Linked DNA regions of Homo sapiens: regions 2 and 3 are each linked to region 1. The links are chromatin contacts, found by Hi-C or POLR2A ChIA-PET in ENCODE. All regions are on one chromosome and are shown on one strand. Each heading gives the region's core, a stretch centred on a gene start or an enhancer-like site at or near the end of the contact. The rest is flanking DNA. Distances are from core to core; before and after follow the strand shown.

Region 1 (3,685 bases), core at 642-3,141:
AGCAATTCTACTTACAGAAAAAACACTAGCACGCATACACCAGAAAACATCACAAAGAACTTTCACTGTTGCAAGGGTTGTAACAGTGTAAAATTTTAAACAACCTAACAGCCCACCAATCCAAAAATGGTTAAATCAGCTTTCTCAAACTGTGGTCTCAGGACCCCTGGATGTCCCCAGGAGCCTTTCAGCAGGCTTGTAAGATCCTCGCTTTTCCTGCTACGTATCTGTTCAAGGCTGGTGTTTTCTTCATATGCTTCAACCTAAACCAGATAGCACAACAGACTGAACAGAAGCAAACATGAAAATCCAGCTGTCTTCTATAATGCCAGACATTAAAGTGATTCGCAAAAATTTGAAACAATGCCACGCTCCTCTTCTAAGTTTTGTTTTAGAAAATGGTTACTTTTCACTAAAAAATTATTTAATACATGAGTCTGTGATTTTTAAATGAATAAAACATTTTCAATTTTCTGAGTTTTAATTTCCAAAATGGTAAATATACTGCAGCATTAGGAACCAAAAACTCTATTGGTCCTCAATAATTTTTAAGCGTAATTATCCCCAATCATAATGTTAAATGAACTGTAGCACTATTCTATCATGTAACATTATGATTGAGGATAATTAATGCGGATTTGGCTTTATCTGTAATATAACTGTTTCAAAAGATACTTTGCTCATGTATAATCAAGAAGTCATTTTTATGAAGCTTTTTAAAAACATGGGGAAATGCTTACAACGTAATTTAAATCAAGGAAAGCAGACAATCCAACGATATAAAATCTCATCTCAAGAAAATGCACAGGGGAAAAAAAGACTCAAAGGAAAAAAGTCAAAATATTATAAGTAATTGATTACTATTACATGGTGGAATTATGATTGATCATTTTTCCTTATTCTTTATTCTATTTTTTCAATTTTTGCCACTAAGCATGCGGTTTAATATCCAGGAGAGGAAAAAAAGGAAGAAATTAGGCGAAAAATTATATATAGTTCTACTGGATTAAACCATTAAACTCCCGCCAACTCAAGAGACGACAAGCTCAAGTGAATAAATGGAGGAATCTGATTGAATCAACAAAGTGCCTATTTTTTGAATTGAAAAGATTAACTTAATATCAAATGTATGGACTGGTTTTCATACAAGTCAAACTAATAAGAAAGAACATCCTTAGTCTGGAACATAATATTTGCAATCACGATAGTACAAATAAGAGTTAAAAATAAGGTCCTCTTTTGGAGTTCTCAAAAGTACCAAAGGAAAGGCAGCGGGAAAGACGGCCACTGCATCCTTCTGGTCTCTAACCAAGAGAAAATGCATGGGTGCGGGAATGGACAGTGCGAGAGCACCGGCGGCGATGAGACTCCTCTGCGGGGACCGAGCCTCTGCCACTCCTGAAGAACCACAGTCCCCTCCGCAGTCGCAGCCCCTCCCCAGGCGGGACGGCGGCGCCAGGGCGCTTCTCCCTCCGTCCGCTGGGGTCTCTCCCCCAGGAGCGCCGAACACTCCGGCGGCCCGGGAGCGGGGAACCGGGCAAACAGCCGCCGTGATTGCCCTCCCGGTCCAGTCCGGTCTGGCCCTTCAGGCTCCAGGAGGGGACATCAGATTGGAGGGCCAGGGTTCCCCGGCCAGCTCCGGGGGCTCGGAAAAGGAATCGGTCGGGGCCCAGGCTCTGTCCCCAGAGGAAGAGGGCCAGACCCAGCGCCCAGGTCGGCGGGTCCAGCGGTCACCCCGCCCCCCTGTGGGAACAGCAGGGCTGAGGGGAGGCCGAGACGACCGGTCACGGGGGGCTCTTACCTCCCTACAGCCCCTGCGGAGCTTTTTGGGAACTCGACACGACGTCGCGCTGAGGAGTGAAGAGCTACCCCGGCCGGGAGTCCTGGGAGTGCCAGATCCCGGCTCAGGGCTTCTTTCCCCGCCCCACCGGGCAGCGCAGAGAGCGCAGGCGCAGAGGACGCTTTCCTCTTCGGCTCACACGCCCCCTCCCTCGGCATCCGCGGCCGTCTCCAGGCCCGGGGCGCTTGCGCACTACGACGCAGGTTCCGAGCCAAGGGCACTAGATTTCTTACCGGAAGTGCCTGAGTGGGTTGTTGGGTGACGGGGACGCCTGATGATTCGACCTTAGGTCGGGACTCGGTTCTCCACTCGACTGCGGGATCGGGAGGCCACTCGCGTCAGTGTCTGACTTCCTTTACCCTTCGCTAACCTAGAGGCAGCTTCCCCGGCTCCAGCCTTAGCCCTTTGCTGAGCCTGCGCGGCGTTCCGGTCTCTACTGGACAGACCCGCCTTCCCGGCAGCGGGCTAGGCCTGCTCTCCGCGCTGCTGGCCCCTCGGAAAACATAACTTTTTGTTTACTTCAAACTGATTTTACAACACGCTGCCCCCCCGCCTCCCCCGCTTCCCCCGCTTCCCCTTCCTCCTCCCGGCAGCAATAAAAATGCTCCCAGCCAACGCCGAGCTCCAAGCCCCTCCAGCTGACTGGACATTCCCAGCCACACTTTCCTTCCCTTCGCTGCGTTAGTTCTGCATTTTTATTTTAAAGCAGCTGGTAGAACAGCTGTCTCCCTGTCTAAAAGCAAAAGCTGACTTATCTGATGTAGAAATAAAATGTCACTCACTTGATGTATATTTGCTTGTTGAGTTTTGCTATTTTTACCACAAGTTTCCTATAAATTTAAATGAGACCCGGCGCGGTGGCTCACGCCTGTCATCCCAGCACTTTGGGAGGCCGAGGCGGGAGGATCGCTTGAAGTCAAGAGTTCCAGACAGGCCTGGGCAACATAGCAAGACCCTGTCTCTACTAAAAATGAAAATGAAAAAATTAGCCAGGCGTGTTGGCGCGTGCCTGTAGTCCCAGCTACTGGCTGGGAGTCTGAAGTGGGAGGATCACTTAAGCCCAGGAGGTCAAGGCTGCAGTGAGCTCTGATGGCAACACTGCATTCCAGCCTGAGCAACAGAACCAGACCGTGTCTCTAAAAAAATAAAAAATAAAAACAAGGGAAGAGACATACATGTGGGATCAGATACAGACAGATACAGGGAAAAAGCAGTTCCTCAAAGGTTAAACAGCTCACAGTTCATACTGATCTTTCAAAAATCGCAAGAATTGGCCGGGCGCAGTGGCTCACGCCTGTAACCCCAGCACTTTGGGAGGCCGAGGCAGGCGGATCACCTGAAGTCAGGAGTTCGAGACCAATCTGGCCAACATGGTGAAACTCCGTCTCTACTAAAAATACAAAAATTAGCTGGGTGTGGTGGCGGGCGCCTGTAATCCCAGCTACTTGGGAGGCTGAGGCAGGACAATCAGGACCATTGAATGAACCCAGGAGGCAGAGGTCACAGTGAGCCAAGATCGAGCCACCACACTCCAGCCTGGGTGACAGAGCAAGGCTCCGTCTCAAAAAAGAAAAAAAAAAAATTGCAAGAATTATAATTTTTCGAGTATTCCAGCCACATGTGATTTGTGATGAAAGATTTGAGAATCAGGGTTCGCATCTTAAATCTGCAGTTTACAACTATAGTTCCTGATCTTTGAAAGATACTTAATCTTTAACCTTGGTTTTCCTAAACAACAAAATGAAATAGCCAAACTTTTGATTGCCTAAAGTAATGTGTGTATTGAGCATCTGCTTTGTGACAGTGTGTTAGATGCTTTGCTTACGTTATCTCATTTAATCCTAA
Region 2 (3,416 bases), core at 194-2,693, 1.3 Mb after region 1:
AGTGAAATGTTTCCCTTAATACATTTCATGTAAGTATTTACATAGGAAACTTTCATAAATTTATTTATTTTTATTTTTATTTATTTATTTTTTTGAGATGGAGTTTCACTCTTGTTGCCCAAGCTAGAGTGCAGTGGTGCGATCTCGGCTCACTGCAACCTCCGCCTCCCAAGTTCAAGTGATTCTCCTGCCTCAGCCTCCCAAGTAGCTGGGATTACAGGCGCCTGCCACTACGCCCAGCTAAGTTTTGCGTTTTTAGTAGAGATGGGGTTTCACCATGTTGGCAGGCTAGTCTTGAACTCCTGACCTCAAGTGATCTGCCTGCCTTGGCCTCCCAAACTGCTGGGATTATAGGCGTGAGCCACCGTGCCCAGCCTGGAAGCTTTAATAAATTTAAATGTAAACATCTAACCATCTAACCACAAGTTAAAATGATCATGCGTTTGATTTCATGGCATATAAATTAACCTGTTTTTACTGTTTTGCTGTACATGACTTGTTTGGTATTATTCCTGTAACTCACAGCAGCATAAATGATGACATCTGTCTCTCTCATTTTCCATCATCTTAATTTTTCATCTATCCAATGCCAACAGAATGCCTCCAGCTGCTTGAAAACCGGAAGCATTTTCTGGCCATTCCTTTCTCTCACCACACTCCCACCAATTTTACCAAAGGATCCTACCCTTCCTGTTACCATTTTTGAGAATTCTTTGCATTTGCCTGCCTTTCATCATTTTCTGTTCAAACACTAAATATTCCTTCCTGAAGATGTTTAGAAATATTATACCTTGCTATCTCTAATTCTGTCGTTTAACATCCCACCAGGCATACTATTTCTGAAGCCGTTCATAAGTCCTATTTTTCTCTCTTGAAATTGACTTCTTCCTCCTTTGTTATCTAAGAGCCAGGGTCCTTGACCTGGCAGGTAACACGTGGGAGGTTCCAGACTGACTGAGTGGATGTTATTGACTATCAAGGAGGCTATTTGGGAGAACAGTCTATAAAGCCCTCAAGCCCTTCAGTGTGCTGAAGGCTGGAAAAAAAAAAACGTTTCTGGGGAAAATGGGGATCTAGTTGGAGATGCATAAAGCCTGCCTGCCTGCCTGCTCTCCTGCAGTCCCTCCCCGCCCTCCTTCCTCCCTCCCTGCCTCTCTCCTCCCTCCCTCCCTCTCTCCTTTCTTTCCTTCCCTCCCGTTCTCCCTCCCTTTTTCCCTCCCTTTCTCCCTTCCTTCCTCTTTTTTAATTCCTGACTCAAACTTGTTAAAGGCTTTTCTTGATGGGTGCGTTGTCCTGGATGTGATTCAAAGATCCACATGTCTTAAGAAAAAACTGACCAAAACTGTTAGAGCTTAGCCTGATGAAATAACTTAAGTTCAAACAAAATAAGGTTACTCATGCATTTCCTGCTGGCGACCTGCTGCCCCCATCTGGAGAAGTTGGGAACGGATGTTCTTGATTCATTCCTGCGCAGTTCTTGTTTCCTTTAGGGGTCTGCGTTGGCTTGGCTGTCTTATCCAAAGGTGGTTTGCTACAGTGTGTAGAAGTGTCAGAGTACAAACTGCAAACAGTTTATTTAGTGAGTTCATGTTTACTCTGAGTAACGCCAAAGACCTTTATTTTATTCCTGGCTGGAGGATGACTCCTTAGTTTTGTGGACCATCTGTTCTGGTACTGCCCCCCAGCTTCCCCAACCCTTCCTACAAAAGGCTAAGCTAAAGCCGTCTTTCTTGACAGCCTTGGAATAGTGAGAAGTGCTTCCTGACTTTGCATCCTGCCTTGGTAATCTTATCCTTAAAAGGATAGTTTGGACTTTTGATCTCTAAGGTCCCTCTGGTTCGGAGTCCATAAAAAATATTTACCAGTGAGAAATGTCTATTTAACATAAATCAACTCTTAGGTATTAAATGAGCTTTCTCTCTTAATGAACAAGATTTCTGGAAATAAAATGCACATGTTTGGAGGAGGGACTGAAATTTTAAAAACAATTTCAAAATATGAACTATACCACTAGGAGGCAGTGTTGACATATAATTTAATTCAAGAATGTCTTTACCATAGCTCCTTTTCAGAAAAATATTTTAAAAAACGATGGATATAAAAATGATTAAAGGTTATAATATTTTGGTGGCAACAAAACTCTGAAAAGAATATTAAAGGAACATGCATTTTACACAGTAATAGAACAGCAAGTCCAATAAAATGTCATCTGTGAGTGAAAGCTTTAAATACTGAGCTTGGTTTGAGAATATAAGAGAAATGATAGATAACAACTTTGCCAAAAAAAAAAACAAAAAACAAAAAACAAGTGGAGTTCACTCTTGTTTCCACTAGCCATATGCAGCCTCTGAAAGTTGTGCTGCTTTGGCTCTGTTTCTGTGCATTGAGGGATTAGGGGTGGATTATTAACTCTTAGTAACAAAATTCTAGCAATTTCTTTGCCTTTCCATTTATTTATTTATTTGACAGAGTCTCACTCTGTCTCCCAGGCTGGAGTGCAGTGGTGCAATCTCAGCTCACTGCAGCCTCTGCCTCCCAGGTTCAAGTGATTCTCATGCCTCAGCCTCCCGAATAGCTGGGACTACAGGTGTGTGCCACCACACCTGGCTAATTTTTGTATTTTTAGTAGAGACAGGGTTTCACCATGTTGGCCAAACTGGTCTTGAACTCCTATCCTCAAGTAATCCGTCCACCTCCCAAAGTGCTGGGATTACAGGCGTAAGCCACCACACCTGGCCTATTTTTGTTTTCTAGAATTCCCTGACTGGCTCTCCAGAAAGAGCCAGTAGGGCCTCTTTTCCTTTTAAATACTGCCACCTGCTCCTTTAAAATTCCAGCATACTTGTGAAGTAGGTTTTTCTTTTAAATAGGTGAAGAAATTGAGGTATAGAGGTTTCATGTAAGACTTAGCAAATTGTAGAACCAGGATAAGAATAAAATACAAGCAATATAGTCTCATTGCTCTTCTTTTTAATAGCTGAAAAGAATTACAATTTCAAAACAGCTCAAACAATTCAATAATGTTTAGAAAGCTGCATGACCTCTTTTCTAATACACTGAGGGTAGTCATGTTTCTTCTAATAGTCTTGTATCTTCAGGCTTGAGCTTTTGTAGGAGAGTAGATATTAAATTATCAGAGAAAAATATCATAGTTCTCAATCTAGGAAACCAGGCTAGAGTTTGGAGAATCTCTACTTTTTTCTTATTATATTTTTTAAAAGCTACCAACTAATACAAGCTCACTCTGCTCAGCCTTATGGCCCAGAGGCACTAGGTGGATCCAGTGTTGACTAGGATGGAGAGGGCTGAAATATCCATCTCTCCTCCCCTCCTCCCCATTGGTCTATGTCTTTTACTGGTAGAAAAGTGGGTCACGAAACAGAAGAACTCTGAGAGCAGGACTCTGGGTATTGGAT
Region 3 (3,456 bases), core at 421-2,920, 1.9 Mb before region 1:
GTAATTAACTCCTCTCTCACATCCTACAGTCCTGAGCAAATTCTGTTCATTCTACCACCAAACAGTGTATCTGACCCAACCACTTTTTACTGTCTCCACTGAGGGTCCAAGCTATCACCATCTCTCATCTGAACTATTGCAATACCTTCCCAAGTGGCCTCCCAGATTCATGTCTTTTTCTCCTCTCAACAGCCAGAGTAACCCCATAAAAATATAAATCTTATTTTGCTACCTACTCCCAAGCTCAAAACTTTACAATGGCTTTAAATCACCAGAAGAGTAGAAAAAGGCTTTACCATGGCCTACAGGCTCCACATGTTCCTGTGTAACTCTCAGACCCCATCTAATGCCACACTACTCCTCAGTCACTATGCTCCCCTTCTTCACTGATCTTTCAGTTCTTAGAAAGCACTAGCCCATTCTACATCTGCACAGAGATGTCACCTTAAACTACCCTATCCAGAGTAGCCACCCCCATCCCCAAGTCACTATCACCCATCCAGCTATATTTTCTCTATAGCTCTACAGTATGTAAAAATCATCTATTTAATTATTTAATTTACATCTATCTAACTGGTCTGTCCTCTCACATTTAGAATATAAACTGTATCAGAGCAGAAACCTTCACCCTCTTAATTTAACCGCCATATTCCCGGTACCTACAACAGCGTCTGGCACATAGAAGGCATTTTTAAACATCCTTGCTGAGTGAACCAATATCCCAGAAACCTCTCACAGCTAGTTCATCTTACAGGAGAAACAGTATTAAAGAGTTAATTAAATGGCCAGGCGCGGTGGCTCACGCCTGTAATCCCAGCACATTGGGAGGCCGAGGCGGGCGGATCACTCGAGGTCAGGAGATCGACACCAGCCTGGCCAACATGGTGAAACCCCCTCTCTACTGAAAATACAAACATCAGCCAGGCGTGATGGTGGAAGCCTGTAATCCCAGCTACTCAGGAGGCTGAGGTGGGACAATCGCTTGAACCCGGGAGGCGGAGGTTGTAGTGAGCCAAGATCGCACCACTGCACAACAGCCTAGAAGACAGAGTGAGACCCTGTCTCAGAAAAAAATAAAAATAAAAATAAATAAATCTATAAGTAAATGACTCGCCAGTCAAAATAAACGGCAACTTTAGGGTTAAAGGCCCAATCTGGCTCCAAAGCTTGGGGTTTTAGTTACTACACTACATTGCTTCACTATATTTTACAATTTACTAGCTGCTTATAAGTATGAATTAAGGCTCAGAAGTCTAATTTTCCAGACTACTCGGAGGACTCTCGCCCCACTCCACTCCACAAAGATTCAGCTCAGCGACTCCTTCCTACTCTGACCTAGCCCCGCGTCCCGCTCTCAGTGGCTTGGGCAAGAGCGCCTGCGCGGTGAGCGGGTCCCATAAAACGCATTCTGGGATTGGTAGTCCATGTTCCTCCGGTCTCCAGCATTCAAAAGAAAAAGGGGGAAAAAAAACCATGCAAATTAGATATCTCTGAATTTCTTGCAAATTAAATAAGACGCAGATTCTGGCTCAGGAAAGTGATGCAAACGCGTCGTTTTCAAAGGAGAGACCCCAGCCTCGGGTCAGGCGCGGCGCAGACAGCGGCGCGGGGTCCTTGGCTGGGCGGGGCTTGCTCGCGGTGGCTTGTGGCTCCTTCCTGCGGTGCTTCTCTCTTTCGCTCAGGCCCGTGGCGCCGACAGGATGGGTGAGCTGTTGTGGCCGGTTTAAGGGCGCTGCAAGCGGGACTTGGGGTCTTGGGGACGGGCGGGCGGATGCGAATAGAGTAGGGCGGGGGATGCCATGGAGAGGCTCCATGGGGGAGGGCCGGGGAAGCGCCGCTCCAGGAGGCACGTGGTCCGGCGCGGAAGGGGCCCATGAGGCGTGGAGGCCGCCGAGGTCGGGGTACCGAGGGACGCAGGGAGGCCAGCGCTTCCTCCCGGGCATTCGAGCGGGGCCTCGTCCTTCGGGAGAACACATTCTCCGGAGCCCTCTTCGAACGTTTATTAGTCGGTTCAGGGCAACTTGAAGGCCAAATGTTTGGCCCACAGGCCAATAAATAGTACGAGAGCCAATCGGCTTAAGGGTTTATTCCAGGTGAGGCGAGTGTCTTAGAAGATGGGAAACACGTAGATGGCGTGTTTTTACGGAAGAACTAAAATATTTAATTTTTAGGCAAGTGTCGTGGACTTCGTACTGCTAGGAAGCTCCGTAGTCACCGACGAGACCAGAAGTGGCATGATAAACAGTATAAGAAAGCTCATTTGGGCACAGCCCTAAAGGCCAACCCTTTTGGAGGTGCTTCTCATGCAAAAGGAATCGTGCTGGAAAAAGTGTAAGTCCATTGCTCCCGTCAAGTTTTAGTTTATTATAGGAATTCGAGACATGAACTTACGAATTCTTGTTTTGAAAGTAATTGCAGGTTTTTGTGTAGTAGTATTCATTTGGGCATTGTGGGGTAAAATTGCAAAGCGTTTGTTCTATTTAAAAGTTGGTAAAATTAGTTTTTGGGAATTAGGTAGTTAAGGTTTTAATTTAACGTTGGCCTGGAAGGAATTGGAGAAGATACTAGCAATGATGAAGTAAAGGACACAAACACCTTTACTGTGGGAGTTGTTATAAGTAAATGGCACGTGTCAGCTATTGAACTTTATCGACTTGATAAAACTAAGGTGAAGAGAAGTGACTTGCATCAGAATTAATTGAGGTCATACACCTAAGATTGAGACATGAAACTGCCAGTATTTGACTGGTTTTGACTTTTTAAAATAATAATTTCATATAGTTCTATCATATTTGATGGTAGAGCCATTTTAACCCAGACTTTTTTTTTTTTTTTTTTTTTTTTTGAGACAGTCTAGCTCTGTCACCCAGGCTGGTGTGCAGTAGCGCAAGACTCCCTGCAACCTTAGCCTCCCAGGTTCAAGCATTTCTCCTGCCTCAGCCTCCCAGGTAGCTGGGATTACAGGCGCCCACTACCACACCAGCTAATATTTTGTATTTTCAGTAGTGATGGGGTTTCACCATGTTGACCAGGCTAGTCTCAAACTCCTGACCTCAGGTGATAATGCCTGCTTCGGCCTCCGAAAGTGCTGGAATTACAGGCGTGAGCCACTGTGTCCGGCCCAGACTTTCTAATTCTTACCTCAGATACCTTTTTTCTTTTTTCTTTTTTTTTTTTTGAGATAGGGTCCCTTGTCACACAGGCTGGCCATCTTGACGTTCTAGGCATAGATCCTCCCACGTCAGCCTCGCAAGTAGTTGGGACTACAGGCCCACGCTGCCACTCCAGTCTACTTTTATAACTGTAAAAGGTCTAGAAATTTCCCCCATTGTGCTAATGAAATTAAGACTGGCAGAAAACTAGGTTGACATCACAGGACTTCAGCTCAGCCATTTGAGGTTAGATTGAAAAGATAGAAACAGTTTCTCATTAGTTCTCTAGTTAATATGAAAAGAT

What was found. A loop is a pair of places that touch in the nucleus more often than their neighbours do. ChIA-PET counts read pairs that join two places held with the same protein, here RNA polymerase II (POLR2A). Pooled maps may share reads with other maps.
Region 2: POLR2A ChIA-PET joins it to region 1 with 11 read pairs in T-cell. The contact joins the enhancer-like site here to the promoter of ZFYVE16 in region 1. POLR2A ChIA-PET finds 5 or more read pairs at or near these places in 2 of 52 experiments (T-cell and activated T-cell).
Region 3: a loop to region 1 is called in a map of CD8-positive, alpha-beta T cell, with 9 times the contacts of the local background. The contact joins the promoter of RPS23 here to the promoter of ZFYVE16 in region 1. A Hi-C loop is called at or near these places in 4 of 168 maps with a recorded cell type or tissue (CD4-positive, alpha-beta T cell, CD8-positive, alpha-beta T cell and naive thymus-derived CD4-positive, alpha-beta T cell), 2 of 37 single-sample maps with no recorded cell type and 12 of 50 pooled maps.

What each region holds. Positions count from the first base shown.
Region 1 is chr5:80,406,270-80,409,954 of GRCh38, reverse strand. It overlaps ZFYVE16 (zinc finger FYVE-type containing 16), which reads right to left and starts at 1,891. Exons shown (of 19, transcript NM_001284236.3): 1 at 1,802-1,891. RefSeq lists a silencer at 1,291-1,410 and an enhancer at 1,131-1,929.
Region 2 is chr5:79,131,823-79,135,238 of GRCh38, reverse strand. BHMT (betaine--homocysteine S-methyltransferase) reads right to left here. Exons shown (of 8, transcript NM_001713.3): 8 at 2,951-3,416. Among named protein-coding and RNA genes, the nearest start is that of BHMT, 22 kb to the right of the region's middle. Within about 2 kb of position 1,443, at least 25 of the 41 ENCODE cell types and tissues checked have a DNase peak (open chromatin) inside an H3K27ac peak, as active enhancers do.
Region 3 is chr5:82,276,568-82,280,023 of GRCh38, reverse strand. It overlaps RPS23 (ribosomal protein S23), which reads left to right and starts at 1,670. Exons shown (of 4, transcript NM_001025.5): 1 at 1,670-1,704; 2 at 2,172-2,331. The coding sequence starts at 1,701. It also overlaps the pseudogene ATP6AP1L. RefSeq lists an enhancer at 1,350-1,679.